2 separate regions of the Homo sapiens genome follow, and region 1 is linked to region 2. A link is an interaction called in ENCODE POLR2A ChIA-PET data of the cell type or tissue named here. Cell type or tissue: CD4-positive, alpha-beta T cell. All regions are shown on one strand. Links, peaks and the distances in the headings refer to the core of each region. The heading gives the core; the rest is flanking DNA. Region 1 has its middle 160 kb from the start of FAM9B. Region 2 has its middle 46 kb from the start of FAM9B.

What was found. Peaks named below come from ENCODE experiments on the same cell type or tissue, not always from the same donor. Only the 100,000 strongest peaks of a DNase experiment are listed, where the experiment ranks them.
Region 1: POLR2A ChIA-PET joins it to region 2 with 7 read pairs; 2 of 35 experiments call an interaction of 5 or more read pairs at or near these places.

What each region holds. Positions count from the first base shown.
Region 1 is chrX:9,189,740-9,195,125 of GRCh38, forward strand. No RefSeq gene overlaps it. Among named protein-coding and RNA genes, the nearest start is that of FAM9B, 160 kb to the left of the region's middle. RefSeq lists a silencer at 4,542-4,796. In CD4-positive, alpha-beta T cell, for the core only: no CTCF peak of the experiment used is centred there; no DNase peak of the experiment used is centred there.
Region 2 is chrX:8,985,214-8,990,599 of GRCh38, forward strand. No RefSeq gene overlaps it. Among named protein-coding and RNA genes, the nearest start is that of FAM9B, 46 kb to the right of the region's middle. In CD4-positive, alpha-beta T cell, for the core only: no CTCF peak of the experiment used is centred there; a DNase peak (open chromatin) is centred at 2,658.

The DNA of each region.
Region 1 (5,386 bases), core at 138-5,137, 200 kb after region 2:
GAGGGAGCCGCCACAGCAGTGTCACAGTTTCCAAAGGTCCCCACATCTCCACAGAAACACAGACAGAATGAGCAGTTAGTAAAACCACACATGCAGCAGATTCACAGCAAAATCAGGTGAAGAGCAACCTGCAAGCCTTGCAGGATCAGTGTCTGTGTGGGAGGAAGCAGGGGAAACATCAGGGATTCTGGCAGACCCAAAAACAGAAGAACCTGGAAACAGCCAATAGGCTTGTGCTGGAAAGCATAGTGGGCCCATGTGAGAATAGCAGTGGAAATTGAGAGGAGTCTCATTGAACTCAACAGACATCCCCGCCAGTCTGAAGGGGCAGGGGGAGCTCTCTGGCCCCCACACGCCTTTGGAGCTGACACCGGGTTCCCTTCTAGGCAGGGCCCTCACACTGCAAGTAGAATCCAAGCTAAGCAGGGCAGGGACAAGAGAAACAAAGGGAAGAGAATCTCCAGCAGACTCATAATCTTGTAAAATCTACATGAAAACAACACAACAGTGAGGTCAGTAAGATTAAAATGCTACTCAACACAACTACTTCTAATGCTTCAGGAAAACTAACTTTATGTGAAAATGAACAATGGAAAAGGATCATGCTTGAATCTGACTCAAATTTATTATAAGAAATGAAAGAAGAAAGAGCAGAGTAACATCTCCACAGACAAGAAAAGCATGCCAGAAGATACATTTTTATAAATCACTTGAAAACTGTAATTTTCTGTTTCGAAGAGAGCTAAAAAATACTCATAGAAATGACATACAACATTAAAATACAACACAAATCAGAAACTGAAATACTCAGAAATCACAACGCAGAATTCAAGACAATGAGAAATAAGAAAAATAATCTCAGAAATAAAGAGTAAACTAGAAAAAATATGAGAGAGAACACATTAAAAATAACAAGAAAAATAAAAGGTACAAAAAGGAAGAAAATTTAAAATTAAAAAAAGTTGAAGATACAAAAAGTATTTGAAAGAAAGCGACAAGTATTTAAATGAGCAAAGAACATTGAACGTGTTGACAATAGAAATCCCTGAAAGAAAACCCAACCAGGGCAACAAGTACCAAAAACTATAATTCAAGAAAATTTTGCAAAATAGGGATTTGAAATGACATATGGAAAGAGCAACTAACATCCCTGAGACCACTGACCCAGAAAACTGACATGAAGATGTTATCTACTAAAATGTCTGAACTTTAAAGGAAAAGAATCCTGTGGGTTTACAGGCAAAAATAGAAAGTGACACATAACTTAAATAAATTTACATCATTATCAGACTTGAACAGCGAGGCTTTTTTTTCCAGTAGAAAATGGAGTAATATATTTAAGACAGGGTCCGCAACCCCTGCACAGTGGACCAGTACTGGTCCGTGGCCTGTTAGGAACCGGGCCACACAGCAGAAGATGAGCGACAAGCGAGCCAGCATTACTGCCTGAGCTCTGCCCTCTGTCAGATCAGCGGCGGCATTAGATTCCCACAGGAGCACAAACCCTGGTGTGAACTGTGCATGCGAGGGATCTAGGTTGCACGTTCCCTGTGAGGCTCTAATGCCTGATTATGTGAAGTGGAACAGTTTCATTCAGAAACCATCCCTCCCGCCCCACCCCATTCATGGAAAAATTGTCTTCTACAAAATCAGTCCCTGGTGTCAAAATGGTTGGGGACCGCTGATTTAAGATACCCAAGGAAGGAACCCGTGTCCAAGTTCTTTATATTGAGCGAAATTGGCCTTCAAGCACAAAGAGCACAAACTTAAAGATGTAAGAAGCCAGGGAATGTTTTTTCCCAAGAGCCCTTCAGAAGGCGTCTGCCAGACAATGAGTTACAGAAAACCAGAATGATTGACTAGAGAGACACAGACCTAAGGCTGGTGTTGAGCATTAAATATATGACTTGCACACAAAAACTAACCGGGAGTTAAAAGGAAGAGAGCATAACATGCAATGGCTATACACTCAGACCATGTGAAAAACAGCACAACCATGAAAAATGGGGAAAGATTGAAGACAACAGAGTTAAAAAATTTTCTGAACTGTTTTTGGTAACCATTTTGGTGGTGATGGTAGCATTTGTATCATTATTTTGAGACAGTTATGTGTGTGGTGCAAGATAAAACAAATGAGGAATTATGCAATATTTTAATTCTAGCCTTCCCAGTGTTCTGGAGAATGCGGATCCTTGGTGTTGGAAAGGGAGATTAAAATTTCACATAGAGACAAGTATTACTGTAAACTCATAAACTACGTCGCCTTAAAAAAATTTCCAGCCCTTAGGCCAGGCGTGGTGGCTCACGCCTGTAATCCTAGCACTCTGGGAGGCTGAGGCAGGCAGATCACAAGGTCAGGAGATCAAGACCATCCTGGCTAACATGGTGAAATCCCGTCTCTACTAAAACTACAAAAAAAAAAATTAGCTGTGTGTGGTGGCAGATGCCTGTAGTCCCAGCTACTCGGGAGGCTGAGGCAGGAGAATGGCGTGAACCCGGGAGGCGGAGCTTGCAGTGAGCCGAGATCAGGCCACTGCACTCCAGCCTGGATGACAGAGCAAGACTCCATCTCAAAGAAAAAAAAAAAAAATTTCCAGCTCTTTCCCCCACAATTTCCTGGAAACAATGGCTACCCAATGGCAATGAACATCCCTAGCACCAAGATTATGTTCTTGAAATATCATTTCCCAGTGAAATACCCCAATGAATTTTGGAGAAATGGTCAGTTTCTAGCCTGGAGCTAGAATATGTACAAGATAACATCAAAGATCTTATAGAAGATATCAAGAAAACCATCAATGACTGCTCTGTGTCAAAAGGACTCAAAATCCAATAGGAAGAGACTCTCACTGACCATGATGGGACAAACTGAAGTTCAATAATGATAAGAACTGCAATGGATTGAAACGTATTTATTTAAAATCAGGAGTTTGTGATTAAATTTTTAAAAATTAATTGGTCCCTTTCTGAGGATTATAAGAAATCAATCCATTATCTTGAAGACTAGTAAATAAAACTAAAGAATTAAGCTTCTATCCTGCCTTTCCCACAGGAATTACATCACTGGGCAACACAGAGTAGATGAGAAGTGACGCCTAGTAACATTATTGCAGCTAATAAATGCGAACAACATGATAGAGTCAGAATATCACCATTTTGCAACTTCCAGTGAATTAACAGATCTAGGCAGCTGCTAACATCACAAAATGAGTACAACTCAGTTACCATTATGGCTCCTGAGGAGAGAACTCAACACTGCCTCATGTTGCCAACAAATTGACTCTAAATCTGGTCAAGCCTCTACATCTAGCTGCGGGAAATACAGAGAACACAGGAAAATATTCAGCTGCACCATAAGTAAGCAATCACAAATGTCCAAACTTTGACAAACTCGACAGGTCCAATGCCCTAGCTTTTTCAACAGGTAAATTGTAAAGAACAATACAGCAGCATAAAGGAATGGAGGAGAGCACTGTACATTAAAAGCCTTTAAAAGATCCAACTATACAAGTTGGCAGAACCTATAGTGTCTAGGGATACATATCTTAGAGAAAGAACTACACAGAAATGCAAGAAAACAATTGCTATAAAAGTTAACATAGTGGGTACACAGCAAGATAGAAGGGATATGACCAGGACGGGGCACATGAATGGGGCTTCTACAGTATCTGCCAATGTTCTTTCTTATGACCGGGGTGATATTTACAAGGGTGCTTGCCACAGAATCATAAATTAACCTATGCACATTTGTGTCGTTTTCCTTTTTTTTTTTTTTTTTTTTTTTTTTTTTTTTTTTTGAGACAGGGTCATCCCGTGTTGCCCAGGCTGTAGTTCAGTGGCGTGATCATAGCTCACTGCAGCCTTCACCTCCTGGGCTCAAGTGATACTCTCAGCCTCTCAAGTAGATGAAACTACAGGTACATGCCACTATGCCCCAGCTAATTATTTTATTCCTATTTTTTAGAGGCAGGGTCTCACTGTGTTACTCAGCTGGTCTCAAACTACTGGCCTCAGGTAATCCTCAGCCTCCCAAAGTGTTGGGATTACAGGCTCAAGCCACCACACTGAGCCAGTTTTGTATAGTTTTCTGTTCCTTTGTTTTATTTTACAGTGAAAAGCTTAGTTAAAAAGGTAGAAAATTAATAATGCTTCAAGTTATCAAAGAATAGGGACAATCATATAAAGGAAAGAATCCAACAGGATAGCTGAAGCTCTGGAGAGAGGACAGCATGGAGCTCCTAACTGCAGGAGTCAGGGCCAGGGACTCCAGGGATCTGAGTACGGCTGTGCTATTAAAGAGCTCAGAAGGCCCAAGTCCTGAGCCAGGTATGCTGGACTAAGAGGGAACACCTGGCATCGGCAAGAGACATCGTTAAGGAAAGCACCACGATTCAGCTCCACAGGGGTGGATCCCAAGACACAAACCACCAGTCACAGACAGGCAGGCTGAAGAAAGAGAACTCAGCAGAAAAGTCCCAACTATCTGGCTCCACCTCATCCATCACCAGACACCAGCAGTATCTACGAGATAAAGATAGGCTGCAAGAAGAAAAACACTTTAAAAAAGGAAATGACAGCGGCCGGGCGCAGTGGCTCATGCCTGTAATCCCAGCACTTTGGGAGGCCAAGGCGAGCGGATCATGAGGTCAAGAGATTGAGACCATCCTGGCCAACATGGTGAAACTCTGTCTCTACTAAAAATACAAAGGATGAGTTCATGTCCTTTGCAGGGACATGGATGAAGCTGGAAACCATCATTCTCAGCAAACTATCACAAGAACAGAAAACCAAACACCACATGTTCTCACTCATAAGTGGGAGTTGTACAAGGAGAACACATGGACATAGGGAGGGGAACATCACACACCGAGGCCTGTCGTGGGGCGGGGGGCTAGGGGAGGGATAACATTAGGAGAAATACCTAATGTAGGTGATGGGTTGATGGGTGCCGCAAACCACCATGGCACGTGTATACCTATGCAGCAAAACTGCACATTCTGCACATGTACCACAGAACTTAAAGTTAAAAAAAAAAAAAATTAGCATGCACCTGTAGTCCCAGCTACTCGGGAGGCTGAGGCAGGAGAATCACTTTAACCCAGGAGGCAGAGGTTGCAGTGAGCCGAAATGGCACCACTGCCTCCAGCCTGGGCAACAGAGCGAGACTCCGTCTCAAAAAAAAAAAAAAAAAACAAAAAAAAAACTGAAAGAGCACTTTGGAAAATAAGGGATTTTTTAAAAGAATGATAATAATTTTTCCCTGAAATACATGTTTCTGAAAACTTTTCCAGAGGGACCCAAGATGAACATTATTTTCTGGACCTATTCTAAAACATTTTCACTTTCTTCTTCCCAATTCAGATGATGTGCCTTATGCATCACCTTG
Region 2 (5,386 bases), core at 78-5,077:
TGGGAGAAATGTCCCCAGTTCGTGGACATCTGCAGGTACAGAAAAATCACTGGCTTGGCTAAGCTGAAGAGGCATTTAACAAGTCTAAACTGAAATTCATTATTTAAGAAATTTCCAGCAAAGCCAAGTTAAAAGAGCCTATATAGCCAATAATTATTCCTGTAGCACTTTATGCAAATCATTGGTCAAGTATAAATCTTCTTAAACTTGTTTTGCAAATAAATTTGTCCCACTATGATTTGTCTTTTGTAGAAATCGGGGACCTAGAGAGAAAAAAATATTGTAAAATTATAGCTAGCTACCCCGCTGGCTACATAGATATAGATAGATAGATAGATAGATAGATGATAGATAGATAGATAGATAGACAGACAGAGATATCCAACACTTGTGTGCCTGCCTACTGATGCATGGATTCCTCAAAAAATTCTTTTAAACACCTGATTAAAACTACAGTCCACAAAAATCTATAAGGTTGCTGCTGAAATTAGAAAATGCTTCTAAGACTAAAAGAAACTAATATATAGACTGCTCCAGACATACAACAGAGTCAATGTGCAACTAAAAGAGTTAAAATAATGATTGCCTAAATAACTGCTTGGATTGAGAAGGTGGTGGTATAGAATCAGTTTCCAGGATTACTTTCTGTTTGTTGCTATAATATAATTTGGCCTTGTTTTTTCCCTTCTTTTTCTTTCTTTTTTTGTCACCATTTTTCTCTACTGGACGCAAGACTTTACAACTTCTTGGTAATGAGCCTTCCTAAATATGTGGGAACTAACTTTCAAGTAATAAATCATCAACAACAAGGGAATTAATGAAAAATAACCAGAGACTCACTTTTTAAGTGATGTTTTCTTCCAAGGATTTTGAAGCATAGGGGGAAATATGAAAGATAATAGAATCTCAGGACCCCAAACTCACTTAGCCAAAGGGAAAGTTAAAAGCTTAGAAACTGAGTCACCTATGGTGATTTCCTTTTGTTCCCAAACAGATATCTGCAATTTTACAACCCTGTATCATAATCTCATTTTCTCTATTTCCTCTTTTCACTTGTTTACTTTATCTTATGTAAAATGCAGATTTACTGAGCAAGAGATAATGCATAATTGACCTTTTCCTCTACTCCCCTTTTTACATACAAAGTGTAGACTTACTGAGGCTAACCAGAGTCTCATAAGAATGCAACTATCTGTCTCCCTGCCCACCCTTCATCTCCTTTTTTCTGCTCCTGCATGCCTTTTCCTCTTTAAAAACAGAAGTGGCCAATATCCCTTTTAGCAAAAGTATGGGTCAAAAACGCTCCTGCGACTTGAATTATTTCCCATGCGCGCTCTCAATCTTGGTTAAATAAACCCCTATTGATTGAGACCCGCCTCGGTCACTTTTTATTCACACCTCTGACAATAGGAAACACTAAATACAGCTTAACCTCTAGTCAGATATAACATAAGGCTTCACTTTTAAGGTCTATTTACTTCAGCTCCCTTTACACAGTACACCACATCTGGTTTGCAACACAAAGTTACGAGGCACACTAAGGGAGAAAAAAAACGCAGCTTGAAAGACAGGCCTCAGAACTAGACTCATATAATGATAGCAATGTTGGAATTAGTATACTAAAAGTTTTAAATGACTATAATTAATACAATAAAGGCTGTAATGAAAAATGTTTGAAAATGTGCAGAAACAAATTGTAACTTAGCAGAAAAGTGAAACCTCTATAATTGAAAAGAAAATAGAAATTTTTAAAAAGTAAATAACAGAAATAAAAATGCATTTGATAGACTCAGCAACAGACTGGAGACAACAACAACAAAAAGAATTACTAAGCTTGAAGAACCCAATAGAAATTTCTCACACTAAACAACGAAGAGAAAAAAATAAGAAAAAAATAGAATGGAGTATCTAAAAACTGTAGGAAAATTAAAAAATTGTAACATATGAAGAGTGGAAAGATTGAGAGAGAAGAAAGAGATGAAGAAATGGAAAAATATATATATTTGAAGCCAGAATGACTTTCCCAAAATTAATAACAAGTATATCAAATCTAAATAACAAACAGATCAAGTAAGCTCAGAAAACACCAATCAAATTAAAGACCAAAACATTTAAGCCTACCTGTATTATGTTCAAATTAAATCATATAAACAGAAAATTTCAAAAAAGCTACAGGCGGAAAACAACTTATTATTAAAGGAGCAAAAATAATAATTTCATACATAATTTTCAGAAATCATGCAAGGTCTCTACAGTGGGCTGTCCGGTCCTCTTCTGCAGGGTTGGTGGGACACCACTGAGCAGATCTGGGGGCCCTGGCTTGCCCACGAATATCCCAATGATGAGTGCAGGCACCAGTAGTAATAGGGGTGGCTGGGAGGAGCCCCTGGTGAAGTGTGTTGAGGTCTCTGCAGGGAGGTGAGGGGGCTGTACTGGCTCTTTCTCCTAAATAAGCAGAAATGTGATTTGTTTCCTTATCACACCCCTGTTTCAGGGCTCATGACTCCTAGTTCAGATGCACACTCTAGTCTATCTCCAGACTGCAATGTGGTTGACAGCCACGGGGGAACACTTGTTTTGCAACTCTCCATGGGAGCAGTTTCAGGTCATAACCTTGTCACTCAACCTGATACAGACAGCTTTAAGGCTCACCTGTTCTCTGATGTGGCAGTACTGCTGCTTCCTGTAAACAGGAGACACCACCTGTGGGCTTGTGCATGTACGTATTTGTTGTGGTGGTGCCACTTTGGGGCCCATGTCAGTGGGTGTTGGTCATGGTGTTGTCAGCTGGTTGGATCGGCCTGAGCTTAGGCCCTGGGGGAAGTGGTCAGGTGCCGGAAAAGTTGGAACAGGGTAGGTAGTTCCCCAGCTCCCAAGCCCCTAGATGGCCTACTGGACAGCATGTGTGACTCCTAAGGGGCAGGACCGGAGTCAGGGTAGCCCAGAATTCAGGTGCTGGCTGTGATGGAGTGGGCTGGTCCCTAGGTCACCAGGCAAACTCTTAGGCAGGGTAGGTAGAATGCTTCAGTGGCGAGAGCCTGAGGGAACATTACAGGCGTGTCAGAGTTGGGTTTTCATAAGGGCTCTGGGCCATAGGTGAACTGTTCAATGGGGACAAGAGAGCTGTGCTGTGAGCCTTTCACTGGAGAGGGCAGGACCCCTCAGCTGGGGCAACGGAGACTGGCAGCTGTTGGGCACACGGCACACTTGCACTTCCCTCCCACCCAAATAATGCTGAACTTCACAGCTGCAGGCATGCAAAGATGCCAAGCATATTCTGTTACCACTAGGAGTTTTCCCCTGATGAAAGCAGAGCCACGATCCACCACGGTGTTCAGGTGGGGACAAGGTCCCTGCACTGGAAGCCCAAGCTGAGGCTTGCCTGGCTTAGAGCAGTGAGGGTGGGTGGGGTGAGTCACATGGTTTACAAACTGAGTAGTTCCAAGAGAAGGGCAGAGCTGTGCCTGTCTGAAGAGTTCAGGCTGGGGCGGAGTTGCTGTGCTGGAAGCCCTGATGGGAACTTTGCCTGTGGAGGAGGAGCACAGCCTTCTGACGACACTGTGGCTGCAGCCTCTAGCAGGATTATTGCACTGAACTGGGCTGCTCAGGGATCCAGGACCTGTGGGGCTCCATGTGGGCTTGAGCAGCACCTCTGCAAAGACTCCCAGCAGCTCTCTGTGTCGGTCTAGAGGCCCGGGGCTGGAGTTAGGGGGATTCTGCCATGCCCAGGGTTGCAAAGGTCCCTGTTGGAAGTGTGAATCTCCCGGGCACTCTCCCTCACTCACCTTTTCCCCATGGTAGGGAGTTTCTCACTGGTGCGCACTAGTCCTGGGCGGGTGGCTGCCCAGCTTCAGTCCTTTCTGTTCTCTGTGGGTGCCTTGCTTCCTTGGTAAATCCTGACACGGTCTCAGATGATTCCCTTGAAGAGCTAGTATTTACTCACCATTATGTTTCCTCTTCATGAGATCGCTACACACTAGCTGCTTCTAGTAAGCCATTTTGGACCAACCTCCAAATATCAAGCTTTTAAAAAGAATAAAAAGCCATCTTATCTGGTACACTTGAAATACAAATTTTGAATTTTGAAATTATGTTTCGTCTGAGCAGGAGGCTTGCTGGCATGACTTGGCCTGCAAAATTGACCTACTTTGATCTTTGTAATTAAACGAGACTTTTGAACTTCTTCTCTGTAAATGAATTCTTCAAAATGGTCATTAAAGATACTCCTCGTACGTCTTTGTTCATATTTTTTGTTTTAAATAAAGATTGACTTGCCATCAGTAACAAATGTAAAACTAATACAAAGACACTATCTGGAGTAGGCCGTAAATGTACTGGTCTGTGTATACCCGGCATCTAGGAAGTAAATAATAATAATTATGGCACTTATTATTACATGGGATAGCAAAGCATTTATTGACACCCAAAGCTTCAGGTGAAACACAGAATTAAATGGCTTCTCTAATTAGATGGCTCCGCTAGAAAGGAAGGTGCAAAATATTACGGAAGAGCATTGATCACAGTGCATTGGCCCATTATTACCCAAATTCTGAACGATAAAGGATGTTTTTTAATTAATTCTCTATCTCCCCATTGAATTATTGGACTCCTCACCACGTTTTCCATTGCTTGAATGACATATGGGAGTGATCACCTGTCTGCTGCTATAGGTGTGGAATATGGGAATCAGTTCTTTTCCTAGGTCTGTTCTTAGGCAGGCAGATTTGATTTTGTGTCCGGACAGCAATTCCAAGACAGTCAGCACCATTACTCCCAGAATTGTATTTCTAATCACAGGACAATAAATTTCTAATTAGACACCAACTTATGTAAAATAAACATGTAGCAGAAAAGCCAGGAAAAATTAAGTTAGGTTAGAAGTTAAAAGTAGCCGGGTGTGATGGTGTACACCTGTAGTCCCAGCTACTTTGGAAGCTGAGATAGGAGGATCATTTGACCACAGGAGTTCAAAGTCAGCCTCGGCAATAAAATGAGACCCCCATTCCCTTCCAAAAAAGTAGCCAAACATAATTATTAATTTTTCCCTATCTAAACCTCAAATTTTTTTGTTTGTTTTTTTGTTTTGTTGGAGGCAGAATCTCACTCTGTCACCCGGGCTGGAGTACAGTGGTGCGATCTCGGCTCACTGCAACCTCCACCTCCTGGGTTCAAGCGATTCTCCTGCCTCAGCCTCCCGAATAGCTGGGACTACAGGCGTGTGCTACCACGCCTGGCTAATTTTTTGTATTTTTAGTACAGACAGGGTTTCACCGTGTTAGCCAGGATGGTCTCGATCTCCTGACCATGTGATCCACTCGCCTCGGCCTCCTGAAGTGCTGGGATTACAGGTGTGAGCCACCATGCCCAGCCCTAAATCTCAATTTTT